Regions from separate parts of the Mus musculus genome. Here region 1 is linked to region 2. Evidence: chromatin loops called from intact Hi-C (ENCODE). Cell type or tissue: left cerebral cortex. All regions are shown on one strand. Links, peaks and the distances in the headings refer to the core of each region. The heading gives the core; the rest is flanking DNA. Region 1 overlaps Ppm1e (protein phosphatase 1E (PP2C domain containing)). Region 2 overlaps Ppm1e (protein phosphatase 1E (PP2C domain containing)).

Region 1 (2,921 bases), core at 301-2,800, 64 kb after region 2:
CCTAGGCATTCTAGACAGGGTCAGGCATAGACCTTTTCTTAACTAAAAATACCCAGTTTGAGCACAACAAAGGAAAATGATGAGGAAAGTCGAGTTTAAGAAGAACCTGTGTAAAACATTTTGTTTATCCATGGCGGCACCACCCCAAATACACCCCATCTCTTCTAAGATGTCATCCTGAAGAATACACATAAAAGCATACAACAGTTTTTAAAACTTAGAACAAGACTCATCCATCTTGTTAAGTTTTATATCCACTAAAACACAGCACTGACAGATATGTAACGTAATTTATTTATTACACGGATCATTGTGTGTCTTTGTTGATAAGGATTAAGGCTCAGCAGTCATTCCCACACTCAGCCCTGGTGTCAATGGAACTGAGCCCAAGGCCCTGGACATGATGCTCCTCACACACTGCTCAGAATGTTTTGAGACAGGTCTTGCTGACTGCCCAGGCTGGCCTGAAACACGCTCCTCCCACGCAGCAACCCAAGAGGCTGAGTTACAGGAATGTGCTGCCACACTGGCTTCCAGCTTACATATTGGGTTTAACCATACTTGAAAATGATTAAGCAAACTATTTGTATAAAATCAGGGCCTGAGTAACCCACCATACACTTCTATGTTTGGTGCAGGGAGCGGAACCTGGAGTTTCTTACATGCTAAGTATGTGTTCTACCAACAGAGTAACATCCCTAGCTTACTACTCCAAAATTTTGAGGGTGATATTTCATTGATATTTATTGGCTTTGAGACAGGGTCTTAACTCTGTAGCCTCAGGCTGGCCTTCAACTCACTGCCTTGCTGTAGTCTCCCGAGCGCTGAGATCACAGCATGCGCTACCATGCTTAGCCCTTCTGTTCTATTCTAAGCACTTGCCTATCAACATGGTACATAAGGAACAGAGCATGTGTTATAAATAGAAAGCCATCCCAGAGACTGTGTGGCATTCCTGCTCTTCCCGTCTCTCTCTGGACTGTGACAGAAAACTGTCAAGGAGGGAGTTACTACTTGTTCTTACTGAGAATAACGGATTCACCTAGAACCACATTGTCCCAGAGCCAAGCTGAATGGAGCCTTTCTAACAAGGCACGGTCTTTCCCCTGATGCTGATGCTGAAAGCAAAGCCCTTGTAATGAAAAGTTCTGCTCAACTGCAGAGGGGTGACAGCTGACTCAGCTGCAGCTCGACACAGTGACATTAGCGACTGACGAGCAGTTTACAGCTGTGAGTGGGTGGGCTGCTGCCTGGATGGTTCTCACTTTCTCACGCCCCTTATTTTGTTTTATTTTTCCATCTCAAGTGGCTATTATTTATATACTACTGTTCTATAGCACCCCTGCTGGAGACTGTCTCAGGGCTGTGTGCTGCCCCAAATGCTGGCTCTGGAGAATTAGCTGAACCCCACAAGACAATAAAAGTAAAATAAAGTTGATTTAAAAAAAATAGATGTCATTGATCACAATGTTGGAAATTTTTCCTAGGATATCACTCAGAATCATCTGCAGGCTGTTGAGATCTCAACCATCTGCCAATCTCTTAGCCATTTCACACAAATCAGTAGGTGTGAGCTGCACAGCTAGGGTCTCTACGGGGACACTGTTGGCCCACACAGTACAGAGGGACACATACACCGCTAAGGGCTTACAGCACAGGCAGTGAGGTCCCACTGAAAGGACACATAAAACCTCTCTTTAGCAGGAACTGGTTAAACGCCTTTAATCGCAGCACTCAGGAGGCAGAGGCTGCCATGTGGTTGCTGGGAACTGAACTTGAATCCTCTACAAGAGCAACCTGTGCTCCTAACCACTGAGCCCTTTCACTAGTCCTTAACATTTAAATTTTATTAGTTCCCTTACTGGACAGGGTGGTGTATATAATGACCGCGATATACGAACCACAGAAAGATGGAATTGTTTATATCATTGGCTGGGTATCTGGGAATGTGTCGTGTATTCCACCCGTTCTCCTTGGAGTTTCTGCATGCTTTGTAGGCCTCTTTTGTGATTTGTGTCAACTGAGGACACAGTCATGTCAAGTCTGCACGGGGGTAGGGATACCTCCTGTTGCAGTCTCTATGAGCTCTAGTACTTAAGAGGAATAAACATCTGGAGTTGCTTAAAGCAATAAAAATATTTGGCTGTTTATGGACTTGTTCATGTATATAACTCCTCAGGGAGTATTTGTTCTTTGAACTTCATTCTTTTTCAAATACACCCTTGCTTTTCAGTTATATAAAACTGAGAAGGGGCGGCTGGGTGTGGTAGTGCATGCCCACAGACCACAGCACTGGTGAGATGGGAGCAGCCTGTGCTATGAGACTGTCTCAGAACAAACAAATGAGCAAATACATAAATATGTTCAAGACATAAAGAAGACTGCTGTATATTAGTAATAAAGAGACCAGAAATAAAATCTTTTGACACTTTCTGGATATAAAGATGTTAAGAGTTCTGAGTTGATGTAGGGGCTCACACCTCTAATCCCTGTACTGAGTCGGCTGAGGGAGAAGGAATTCCAGACCAGGCCAGCCTGGGAACAGAGTGAGACCCTGTCTCAGAAAAGGGGTGGTGCAGTTTGTGTTGGATGTGATAATTTATAACTTGGGGAACTCTAACTCCAGCACTTGGGAGGCTATAGCAGGATCCTGCTTGAATCTGAGGCCAGCCTAGGCTCTATAGAGGAATTCTGTCTCAAAGAGATAGAGCATGTGCACGGTGTTTGTCTGGATGTACAGGGCTGGAGTTCTAGCCTCAGTACTATAAAACAGAAGGAAAATTAATGTAAGAATTATGCATAAGAACAGAAATGGAGTCACAGATTCAAGGCTAACCCGAGACTGGAAGTAAAGAAATGGGAGTCCAGGTTCCATGCTGCCGAGGAACACACAGTCTCTCTTCCTCTGGGTTTCTGTTCTA
Region 2 (2,921 bases), core at 273-2,772:
AGATAATGGGAATTGCTACTAATGACTGTGGTTGTTGATCTCTGTTTCCCCACTTTGCCATAGCCATACATGGATGTATGCATGTCTTCATGAGTATGTGAAAGCGATCTAGCACAGTGATGGGGGCGTGGATTTTGGTGTCAGACCGACCTGAAGTTGCCCCTGGCCTTAGGATTAATTGTGCATATTTAGGCAAGGCACTGAACTTCTCAAACCTGAGTTTCTTGTCAGGAAAATCCTTGAACATTCTCTTTACCTGTGGCTTTTCTTTACCCAGTTTTAGCTACCTGTAATCAACTGCCATACAAAAACAATATTTGGAACTTTGAGTTGTGTAATGGACTCTCACAGCATCTGCCTAGGATGAGCTGCATCTCTGGTTGCATCATGTCTAGGCAGCACGGGCTACCTGGCCAACAGTCGCATAGTATCTATCTTAGTTATCAGGTTACTGAAAACCTGGAAGTTCTTGACTTAAAAAGAAAGAAAAAAAGTGAATATGTGGAGCTTACTAAGATATACAATATACCATTTTGGGAGATGACATTTCCATTGCTCATGTGTGTGAGACAGAGCCTCACTGTGCAGTCCTGGTTTACCTGGAGCCTGATCTGTAGACCAGGCTGGCCTTGAACTATGGAGATCTGCCTGCCTTCTGAGGCCTAGACCTAAAGATGTGCACCACCATCTCAGCCTTTTACTTTTATTACAGTATAATTATTATATTTTATCTCTGCGCTGCCTAGATAACAAATTGGACTGTTTATTATAGTTGTATGTATAAGAAGAAGTTGCACACATAGGGTTTAGTGTCATTCCTGCTTTTAGGCCTATCCTAGGTTAGGTTATCCTAGGCTAAGGTTAGACCTCCTGCCCTGTAAGCAAGGGAGGGACTGCTGTGGTGTTGACTCACAGCCCTGCTGGGGGCTCAAATGACACATTTGATTTGGTAAAATAAGTTCAGGAATCATTCATAGTTAATAATTTTTTCCCATTTCAAATTACTTACTATTCAATTGTAGAAGATAGGATCAAAGAACTAAAAGATTGTGGTTTTTAGGATACAAATTGGTAATTTGTACTATTCTACTTATGCATATCAATGGCTAAAATACAGACTATGAATAAGGTAAATTAAATAAAATAGACTGAGTGTGCATCAGTGATTATAATCTATCTCATCATCATGTCCAAACTGCCAGAACCCAACAGGACTACTGTGTGCAGCTTCTCACTAAGGTATGCAAATGGGATTTAAAAAAATTTTTATGTACGAGTGCTCTATCTACATGTACACCTGTGTGCCAGAAGAGGGCATCGAATCCCATTACAGATGGTTGTGAGCCACCATGTGGTTGCTGGGAATTGAACTTAAGACCTCTGGAAGAACAGTCAGTGCTCTTAACCACTAGGTCATCTCTCTAGTCTGAAAATGGATATTTAAAAATAATAAAAATATACTTAAGGGTCTGGGTATAGTGCAGTCTGTGGAGTGCTTGCCTAGCAAGCATGCAGCCCTGGGCTCAGTCCCCAGCACCACATAAAATGGCATAGAGATGAGGATCTGAAATCACAGTGCTCAGAAGGGGGATGCAAGGCCACAGACATCCTTGGCTACATACCCAGTTGAATGCCAGTCCTGTCTCAGAAAAAAGAATGTATATATTTTAAACTCTGCTATGACTAAAGGAATTCCTTGTGGGAATGAGTCAGACCTAAAGGTTAGTAGCAGCGGTCTTGCTAATTTTAGATAGCTATCATGCTGTGTGAATAAGAAGCTACAAAGACCTAATAGATGCCCGAATTGTCATTATCAAGTAAAGTATAACTGAACTTGAAGCATTTACCCCTTGGCTTGATTCCAATGGTAGAACAAGATATTTAAAGTGCAAATCCAAAGCAGTTTATATAATTGATTGTATTCTATGAGATATTTTACATCTTAGCTAAGCTTCATATTTTAATAATCAACTGGAAAGCAGGAAAGAATTTACCAGAAAAAAGAAGAAAGCTGTTTTATCTCTCTATAAGTATTTCTACATTTAAGCCCTCTTTTCCAGTGGATACTGCTATGAGACCAAAATAATAAGATATCTTTTCATTTAGATATAAACACTGTGGGTATTGGGTAGCTGAGGTCCAGGTAGGCACTTTTCTGATACAATAGACGTGGCTTCCTTCCTTTATGAAGTGAGGAGAGATGGAAACAGAGCAATAGCCGAAATCCTCTACAGCAAGGGAGGAAATTTATCTTGAGAGCTGTAGGACCCGGGCAAGGGTGCTTACTCATAGCTAAAAGTGAGGGGGGTGCAGGGTTGGGGTAGGGTAGGCTGAACTATGTGACTGCCAGGAGTTTGCTGTCGATTAGGTCTTCAGAGCTGTTATTCATACGGCGTGATAATCTGCTTATCTAAGTTGGCAAGACTACTGCTTAGGTCTGACTCACTCTCACAAGGAATTCCTTTGCTCATGATGCACACTTTAAATATATGTGAGCATAGTCTTTTCTCAACAACTTCCCTAGCCTGTCTAAAACAGATCAGTTATTCCCCAGAAGTGTGCTGCTTAGTGTGAACTCAGCCAGTCAACCAGCTACCTATGCCTACCTGACATGCACTCTGCTAATGAGGGATTGAAAGGTGACAGAGGAAAAAGATCACTTTATGCTCAAGATGATGAAGCCGCAGCTTGAAGTGGGAGTTGAAGTAGCAGCTTCAGGAAGGAGTCTGGAAGGTGACAAAGAGCCCAGCTAAAGATGGATACAGAAGAGTAAAGTTGGAATGAAGGACTCATTAAGGGAGGTAGACAAGTGGGGGCATGTGTGTGTGTGTGTGTGTGTGTGTGTGTGTGTGTGTGTGTGTGTGTGTGTGTGTGGTGCGTGTGTGTAAAAGACCAAAGAGGCTCTGTACAGTACCAACTGA

What was found. Peaks named below come from ENCODE experiments on the same cell type or tissue, not always from the same donor. Only the 100,000 strongest peaks of a DNase experiment are listed, where the experiment ranks them.
Region 1: it touches region 2 in a loop (3-fold over the local background); 5 of 42 quality-filtered maps call a loop at or near these places.

The regions. Positions count from the first base shown.
Region 1 is chr11:87,245,646-87,248,566 of GRCm38, reverse strand. The region is part of intron 2 of Ppm1e (protein phosphatase 1E (PP2C domain containing)); the gene reads left to right. It also overlaps a transcript of Trim37 not described here. Among named protein-coding and RNA genes, the nearest start is that of Gm22883, 72 kb to the left of the region's middle. In left cerebral cortex, for the core only: a CTCF peak has its summit at 1,361; DNase peaks (open chromatin) are centred at 497, 955, 1,209 and 1,589; H3K27ac peaks cover 2,039 bases.
Region 2 is chr11:87,309,308-87,312,228 of GRCm38, reverse strand. The region is part of intron 1 of Ppm1e (protein phosphatase 1E (PP2C domain containing)); the gene reads left to right. Among named protein-coding and RNA genes, the nearest start is that of Gm22883, 8.0 kb to the left of the region's middle. In left cerebral cortex, for the core only: a CTCF peak has its summit at 1,311 (motif pointing right); DNase peaks (open chromatin) are centred at 1,674, 2,485 and 2,679; H3K27ac peaks cover 734 bases.